Regions from separate parts of the Homo sapiens genome. Here region 2 is linked to region 1. A link is an interaction called in ENCODE POLR2A ChIA-PET data of the cell type or tissue named here. Cell type or tissue: IMR-90. All regions are shown on one strand. Links, peaks and the distances in the headings refer to the core of each region. The heading gives the core; the rest is flanking DNA. Region 1 has its middle 24 kb from the start of LINC01920. Region 2 has its middle 240 kb from the start of LINC02612.

Region 1 (4,399 bases), core at 281-4,280:
CTCATCTCACACTTACACTGTGGATGAGCGTTGCCCATGGCACTTAACATGTCTTTGTATTATTCCCATTTTGTAGATTAGGAAACCAAGAAGTTTATTTGCTTAAGGTCACGTAATGCCATCAGCAAGTGGTAGAAGCTGGATAAAAACTCACATGGTTTTCTTTCTACGCTTCTGACTTTAAACTGCTAGCGGTGAACTCTGTGCCATAAATACGATGACTGGTATTTACATTATTAATGTGGTTCTAAAAAGGACACATGCTCCAAATGCTATATTTTAGGTTCTATCAAGAAAATCAAGGCATCAGATTATTTCAAAAATCACAGTAAAGGGATTCTCAGAAACTGCCAGTCAGAAGTGAAATAGTCAATGGCGGTGCTAAGGTTTTTACTATCATGCTAAGGTTTGGGTAGGAGAGTCTGTCCTGTGACCATCATCTGACCAGCACCTGGGGCAGGAATACTCACAGGGTTCAAACCTTGCTTTATCAAGGCTTAGTAGGAACTTTGGAAGTTAGCCTCTAGGAGGAACAAAAATGGGAGGGGGAAGAAGCATACAGCATACAGACTGGAAAAAGGGTTCCTTGTATATCAAAGCCGTATGTTTCTACAATAGGTAGTCTCATGGTGAGCCCCCATTTTTCTGGCTTACAGAAAAATTATCTGGATCTGTCTAGAGCTGTATCTATCTAGATCTGGAACCTTCTGATATTCAGCAACTCAAAGGTGAGTGACAGAGAAGTAGGTAGTTCATTTAATGTGCTATGATTTGGATGCAGTTTGCACCATTAAGTATCTTGTTGAAATTTGATCTCCAGTGTTGGAGGTGAGCCTGGTGGGAGACGTGTTGAGTTGTTGGGGCAGCTACCTCATGAATGGCTTGGTGACATTCTCATGGGGAGTGAGTTGTTGAGAATTGTCGTTGAAAAGAGTCTGGCACCTCTCTCTTCCTTTGGCTTCCTTCCTCTCACCATGTATGCCTGTCCCCCCTTCACTGTCCATCAAGAGCGGAAGCTTCCTGAGGCCCTCACCAGAAGCACATGCTGGTGCCATGCTCCTTGTACAGCCTACGGAACAGTGAAACAAACAAACAAACAAACAATAAAACCTCTTTTCTTTATAAATTACCAATCAGATAGTCCTTTGTAGCAGCACAAACAGACTAAGACAAAGTGTTTCCCTCAAAATCTGCTATTTGCTAAACAGGTTGGGAAATTCAAGGAGGGTATACAGATTTAGCACCAGATGGTGGATTGGACAAAACAACATCAAATCTTCCTTTCAGCGAAGAGTCCTATGAGCCTAAAGGAAATGGAGAATTAAAGTATAATGTGGCCAATTCTGGACATCACACAGCAAAAACAACAAAATAACCCACATGCAACACCTAGGAAATGGAATGGATGTGTTTCATGATCCAGGCAGCTTCCGTGCTCTGTCACTGCTTGGGAACCTAACGACCATCAGAGCTAACAATGAAATGAATGAAAGCTCAGGCACTTCAGTACTGTTTTCCTGAGCTAGCTGTGTACTGATTTAGACACATGTTTCAAAAGTGCTAAATGAAATCCTATTCCCAAATTATGAAACTAAATATTTTTCTTAGACATATCTCACATTGTTCTGTATACCAGGGAAATTTCCCATGACCCTTGGAGTCACCCCTATTTATTTGCTCCCATACACACTTCTTCTGGGATGTAAGATAATCCGGTTGAAGGCTAACATGTAAGTATCCAGTGGCATGTCAAACAAAGCTGTTATTTTATAAGGAAGAAGTGAAAGCTCATTTCAGAAACTGAAGCTTCTCAGGAATGAATTAAATGGTTTGGTAGGCATTCCTTGAAGCCTATCAGAAAATTACAAGTATTGCTTAGTTAGGAGATAGGAATTAACTGGTTTCTAAAATGCCTGAGTTTGGAATCAAGAATTTCAACAACTTGATGCATTCATGAGGGAGAATCCAACTCAAAAAAAAAAAAAAGTGCCACCTACATAGTTTTATCACTGTGAAAACAAGGAACGGGTTTAAGCTATTATGTTAACAGAGATTTTTAAGATATACCATGAAAAAAATTGCATTTCAAGCAGCTGACACATTAAATTTGGTTTAATTGTTGATTGCTTTGCAGAGTCAGAGACAGAAAATTAATAAAAGTCAATACTCAGTAGACTTGGTTGCTATTAAGTAGCATTTGAAATCTGATTTAATTCACAAAATGACTGATGGAAAGCACAACAGCCCAATTTTTCAAATCAAGCAAAATTTATTATTTACCTCACTGATAAATGTTTAAATCTAAATGAGCCAGAGAACACAAACAGGCACAAGTGGCAAAATCAATTTAAAACTCACAAAGACCCATAGCAATTATGAAAGCAAGTGACAATGGTAAATATTTTAGTGGCATAACAGCAAGGGGTTATATTGCTGAATACACCCGGTTCAAGCTGTCCCAATCACTTAAATTCATCATGTCCTTTCAAAGTATCCAGTATTCTTTCTGTTTTCCTATTTTTCTTCCTTTCTTTCTCATTACCTTGAGCAAAAAAATGATTTGTTTTCATCTCTCTGGCAAAGAAACCAGACAAGAAGCAAATGATAATAACAATAGTGACATATTTAGGCTTGGGGTGGGTGGCGGGGGATGTTAAACAAGCGTAGAAGACCAATACAAATATAAAACATTTTAAAATATGATTCTATATATTTCTGTCTTTCTTATTAGACTCTCATTTCTACATCATGTTGGCTGACAAAAGCATCTCTCTTCCAGCCTCTAAATGTCTATATCTAAATTTCTAAAATTAGTTTTCTAATGTTTTATGTACTGGATTTCACTATTCTAGATGTATTTTGTCTTTGTCTTGCCATTTCTGTGATGACTTCTCTGAGTCTTCACTATGACAGGATAACAAAGAATGAATAGGCCGGGCTTGGTGGCTCATGCCTGTAATCCTAGCACGTTGGGAGGCCGAGGCGGGCAGATCACGAGGTCAGGAGATCAAGACCATCCTGGCGAACACGGTGAAACCCCGTCTCTACTAAAAATACAAAAAATTAGCCGGGCGAGGTGGCACATGCCTGTAGTCCCAGCTACTCGGGAGGCTGAGGCAGGAGAATGGCGTGAACCCGGGAGGCGGAGCTTGCAGTGAGCAGAGATCATGCCATTGCACTCCAGCCTGGGCGACAGAGCGAGAATCTCTCTCAAAAAAAAAAAAAAGAATGAATAAAATTTCTGCATTTTTACATTGATTTTTCTATTTAATTTGTGTACCATTAGGAATGGGTAAAATATATATATATATATATATTTTTTTTTTTTTTTTTTGAGACGGAGTCTCGCTCTGTCGCCCAGGCTAGAGTGCAGTGGCACAATCTTGGCTCACTGCAAGCTCTGCCTCCCAGGTTCATACCATTCTCCTGCCTCAGCCTCCCGAGTAGCTGGGACTACAGGCGTGCGTCACCTTACCCGGCTAATTTTTTATATTTTTAGTAGAGACGGGGTTTCATTGTGTTAGCCAGGATGGTCTCGATCTCCTGACCTCGTGATCCGCCCACCTCGGCCTCCCAAAGTGCTGGGATTACAGTCGTGAGCCACCGTGCTGGGCCATAATTCCTATTTTTAAAAATTATGGTCATGATGATAATGTGCTGTAAGTTTTAATTTTATTGTATATTGTAAAATACATACTCCGTATGGAGGATTTTCTTTAAAATGCTGGAGTTTATATTATTCAATGATTATAAATTTTTTTGAATATTGCTTTTTGAAATACTGACCTATAGGGATGGTAGGTGCCATATATTATTCCCTCCAGCCTACAGATTCATTTCTTTATGGATTACTTTTATTTCCATTATTAACCATTGCTAGATCAGCTGGAGAACCTCCATTTGCAGCCCCAGGGCCACTCTCCACCTGTCTCTACCCTGTTCTGTGCCTGTTGGCAGAGGCTGCTCCACACGCTGCATCAATGGACTCTGTGGCCCTCCATCTTCCTGTTGGGTTTGACATCTGGCAGGAGATCAGAAGGCAAGAAAAGAGCAAAGTTTGGGTGTTTATTCCCTCTGGTTCCCTCCCTGTGAGGCCTCTTTACATTGGCAGAGCTACAGCCAAAGGCCGCACCTCTTGCCAGATGGCCCTTTCCACACAAGGCCCCTTTCTGGATTCCAGTAAAGGCTCCTTTCACTATCACCTTAAGCCTGGAGGTGGAAAGCCTGCTGCTGCCACTACCTCTGAGGCATTGCTCCCTCATTTTCAGGCTGCTTATACCCTCTTTACAACTTTGTAAATCATTCTTTTTATTAATCTCCTTAAATTACCCTTCTTGGATGAGCCATGCATTTTTTGTCAGAGCCTGGTCTGATAATCAGGCTGAGTGTATTTCCATTT
Region 2 (4,399 bases), core at 208-4,207, 280 kb after region 1:
GGATAAAAGAGTGAGCAGAACCTGGAGGTCTAAAAATTCAATGGGTATTCAGGACAGAGTGAGCAGAAAATTTCATTGAAAAAGACACTAGATAGAATTGGAAAAATGGTTAAGATGAATTGAGGCTCAGAAAACAATACCCCAGATTGAAGGCCTCAGCAGCAGTCTCAGAAGGAAAAGATTTTCTCTGACCTTCTACCGCCCTCCTGTTTCTCTGGCGCATTCTCCCCCAAGGCTAGGGAAACTAGGATCCCTCTTCCCCAAGGCAGGTCATAAAACCAGAACCCCTTTTCCCCAAAGCCAGCCTTAAGACCTAAAAATACTATCTAACTTTCCGTCAGCCTTTCTGTGTAAACACTGGCCATAAAGAAATTATCTGGCCTACCTTGTTTGACTGTAGGTCATAAGACCCCCATTCCAGAGAGTCTCCTGGCCTACACCCAGAAAGAAGAAATCTATGCTCAGAGTGGCCAAGAAGAATCTAGACAGACAGGCCTCGCTGGGTTTCCCCACTCAGTTTTAGCATTACATCATACCCATTTTGTCCAATCATATTTCTATATGACTGTTGAACCTAAGCATAAAATCGGACAATTTCCCCTGTATCTCTCGGTCTTCATTCTGATGGTTCTCATGAATACAGGTTAAATAAATTTGTATGCCTTTTCCTCAGTTAATCGCTTTTTGTTTATTTTTTATTTTTTGAGATGGAGTCTTACTCTGTTGCCCAGGCTGGAGTGTAGCGGCGCTATCTGGGCTCACTGCAACCTCTGCCTCCCATGTTCAAGTGATTCTCCTGCCTCAGCCTCCTGAGTAGCTGAGATTACAGGCACACGCCACTATGCCCAGCTAATTTTTTGTATTTTCAGTAGAGACAGGGTTTTGCATGTTGGCCAGGCTGGTCTCAAATTCCTGACCTCAGGTGATCCACCAGCCTCAGCCTCCCAAAGTGCTGGGATTATAGGCGTGAGCCACTGCACCTGGCCTAATCCGCTTTTTGAGAGCTGATTTTTCAGTGAACCCTCAGAGAGTCTAGGGTCCCTTGGCCCTAAGAGTGCTTCAGGGTCTAGAACTCTCATTTGCATAAAGTAGACACTGAAATATTTGCTAATGGAAGGACTTGAGTGCCAGGTTTGAGCAGGAAAGAGATTTGATCAGTTTGAGTTTTAGGAAGACCTAAAACTGGTCCTGCAGTGAGGAAAGAGTGGAGAGCAGGAAGCAGTTGCCTAGTTTCCTAGGCCTAAGAAGATAGTGTTAACTGACCAAACTGGGATCCACTCACCCAGTGCACCAAAGCCAAACATTGTCATGGGGGTTGCAGTGAGAGAAAGTGAGGCATTTTTTTTTGCAGGGCACCAAGCAAGGAGAATTGGGCAGCTAATGCTTAAGACTCGAACTCCCAGATGGCTTACAGGTAGGAGTTTTTAAAGGCAGAAGGCAGAGCTTACAAGCAAAGTCGTAAGTCAATACATGGAGGCCACACATTGCTTTGACCTAAAGAGGCTTACTTAAGAACTCAAAGTGGGGGCCCATAGGTTATAGGTAGACTTGAAGATTTTCTGATTTGGAATTGGTTAAGGAGGCGAAGCTTTGTCTAAAAATTCAAGATTAGCAGAAAAGGATGTTAGCTGTGGCTCCTGGGTTGTGACATCCTCCAGGCCCCTCAGGAAGAAATTTAGGACAAAGAATGGCAGTCAGAGTCCAGTCCTCAGTTTCCCCTGAGGGGTCTACCTGCCAGTGGATCCATATGGTGGAGGTGTGCATTTCTGAAAAACAGCTCAGGGATGTATGTTAACATATTCTCTTTGGTTTCTACAGGAAACCAAACATTCTTGTGGCTTTCTTGGCTATTGTTTTAAGCTACTATTAACTTCTTGCTTATTAAGTTGCTAATTTACTTCTCAAGGCTACCTCTGTGCCTGGAGTTTCCCTTGAAGAAACTCAACATTTTCATTTACTTCCATGCTTAAGGGAGCTTGCAAGCCCCTAAGAGGGGTCCCTGCTCCATCCAATAGTATCTGAAATAAGAACGTGGCAGTGTGACACAAACAGAAAGAAACAGATGAGTTCATTCTAAGAAATGAATTAATAGGATTTGGCTAAATAAAACAGGAATTTTTCAAAAGATGCTTATTGAAATTAAATGTCAAGGTTAAGAAATGAGGTTTTCAATCCCAGATGTTTTGTCTCTCCCATCTGCCTCCCTTCTCACAGACTGTTGATAAAGAAGGAATTAATTTAGACAAATAAAGAAAATACTGCTCTTTGTTACTTGGGGGTGTTGGTGAGGAGTTTTGAGCTCTGCCTGCACAGAGATGCAGTTCCATTAATGCATCTTAAGAGACAAAAGGCATCCTGCAGGGCATATCTGAAAATTCTTTCCCCTCCTGATTTCCAAGTGAAGGAATTTATATGCCGATAGTTTCCCTTGAGCATTCTTTCTGGTGATGAAAATCCACAGTCAGTATTCTCATTCGAAGCAGACTTTCCCCAAGGCCACACACATCCAGACTGGCAGCCTGAGCGCTGCTGCCCTCTCCCTTCCCCCCTCCCGCAAGGTGCTTTCTCTAAACAAATTACAACTGCAGGAAGGAGGAGATCAGTACTTGGGCACCAGAGGTTCACAATATAAATACCACATACAGCTGACTGAGGCAGTTTGCGTACATGCATCTGCCCCAAATTAAAAATACTTCTGAATGGAATACCACAAATGTCTTTGAAGTTCATTACTGTAGGGAGTTATGTACTGAGGGGGCCTTTCCCTTGTTTATGCAGCATGTCAGGGTCTCAGGGAGAGGCTGAGGGAAGTGAAGTAACGGCTCTGGTTTACATTATGGGATGGTTCGCAGAGATGAAAAGATTCTGTGCATTAAGTCACACTGCTCATGTTATTACCACCAGGGCAGATATGGCAAAGAGTAAATCAAGTTAATCTGCTGGGGCCTTAGGTTATGTATGTGGGGATTATTACAGGAGATAATTTCATGCTCCTGGGAAAGCGCAAGTTTGCAGAGGACTCAATGACCTCCTAGCCTATCCCCCAATCTATGGTTTTCATAAGGTCTTTGCCACATTTTCTCCCTCATTCTCTCATTGTAAAGGTTTAATAATGTCTCTATGTTTATTTAATGAAAAATTTTCTTACATATAGAACACTGGGAAGTTGTAATTGGGAAGATCTCAAAGAAAAAAGTACAACATAGTCTGCGAGAGGGTGACCGACTTATCTCATTTGCAAGCAAGCAAATAGGGACTTAAAGATGTTCAAATTCTAATTGTTTTAAATATTATGCAGACCAAACAAAACTGTTTATGGGTGACACTGTTTCATATGTCTAAAGGTATAGAAACTTCAAAACTAGAGCAGAAGAGCCGTGGTGGTGAAGTCATGAGAGAAATACAGGTGGAGCCAAAAGGATTTTGTACATATTCCTATCCACGACTGTGTTGCTTTATCTTTCTTCTGTGTGCCATGGGGGTTGAAGAGCACACGTTTCAGATGACATTTGTACTCATGGCACTCTGAATCGCATGCTTCTTCAGTCCATTCTCATCTGTTAAGACTTTCCATAATAGTTCTTATGAAAAAATACATCTTTTAAATATATCTATGGCTCTGGCTGAACTCCCTCAATGACCAATTTTATCTGAGAAAATAAAAAATTCTGTATTTCAGTAGAAAGTCTCCTTCATTTGAAAGCACAGCAGGAGAGTTCCTCAAAGCTCCTAGGTTTGTTTTCCCAGCCTATAAAGCTGTCTTAAATACAGTGTGTGCTTCCCTTAAGGGTTTTGTGAAAGTTGGCAAAGATAGTCTTTTGGAAAGACTCTCCTTCTATCTTAAACATTTTCCCACCAAGCTACCTACATAGGCAGGTGAAAATTAATGAGTATCCTTGAGGTATTTGTGTGAAGCTCCAGCAGAGCATACTTAAAAACCTTTGAGACCTCCTTCTTATCATAAAAATTCAACTCAGTTTTTCTCTCTATTCCCTAATATGGTTTTTTTTAATCGATGTGTTCGACTGGTAGGTTAGAGAATTGGCACAGGCCTTTACAGAGGCAAATCATAATTTGGTGTGTGTGGTGGCAGGGGAGAGGTGTGGGAGGTGGTGACAGGAGGAAAGAAATGGGTAAATAGGAAATCCAACCAGAAATGGCCATGGGGAGAACCAGATAATATGCATGTAACTCACACTGAAAAGCTTAGAGTAAAGCCTGATTTATGGTATAATAGTGTCCCCAAAAAAGTTCCAAGCAGACCCAGTCTCACATCCTGACCCTTTTATTGACTCAATTGCACTTCATTTCCTCTATTAGGTTGAAGTACCTTCTACTTGAGTTACGTTAAGTCAAAATATAATTTTTATAAAGTTAAAGACATAATTTCCAAAAAGAT

What was found. Peaks named below come from ENCODE experiments on the same cell type or tissue, not always from the same donor. Only the 100,000 strongest peaks of a DNase experiment are listed, where the experiment ranks them.
Region 2: POLR2A ChIA-PET joins it to region 1 with 9 read pairs; 2 of 35 experiments call an interaction of 5 or more read pairs at or near these places.

The regions. Positions count from the first base shown.
Region 1 is chr2:150,594,522-150,598,920 of GRCh38, forward strand. No RefSeq gene overlaps it. Among named protein-coding and RNA genes, the nearest start is that of LINC01920, 24 kb to the left of the region's middle. In IMR-90, for the core only: no CTCF peak of the experiment used is centred there; a DNase peak (open chromatin) is centred at 1,800; H3K27ac peaks cover 2,339 bases.
Region 2 is chr2:150,870,766-150,875,164 of GRCh38, forward strand. No RefSeq gene overlaps it. Among named protein-coding and RNA genes, the nearest start is that of LINC02612, 240 kb to the left of the region's middle. In IMR-90, for the core only: no CTCF peak of the experiment used is centred there; no DNase peak of the experiment used is centred there; H3K27ac peaks cover 843 bases.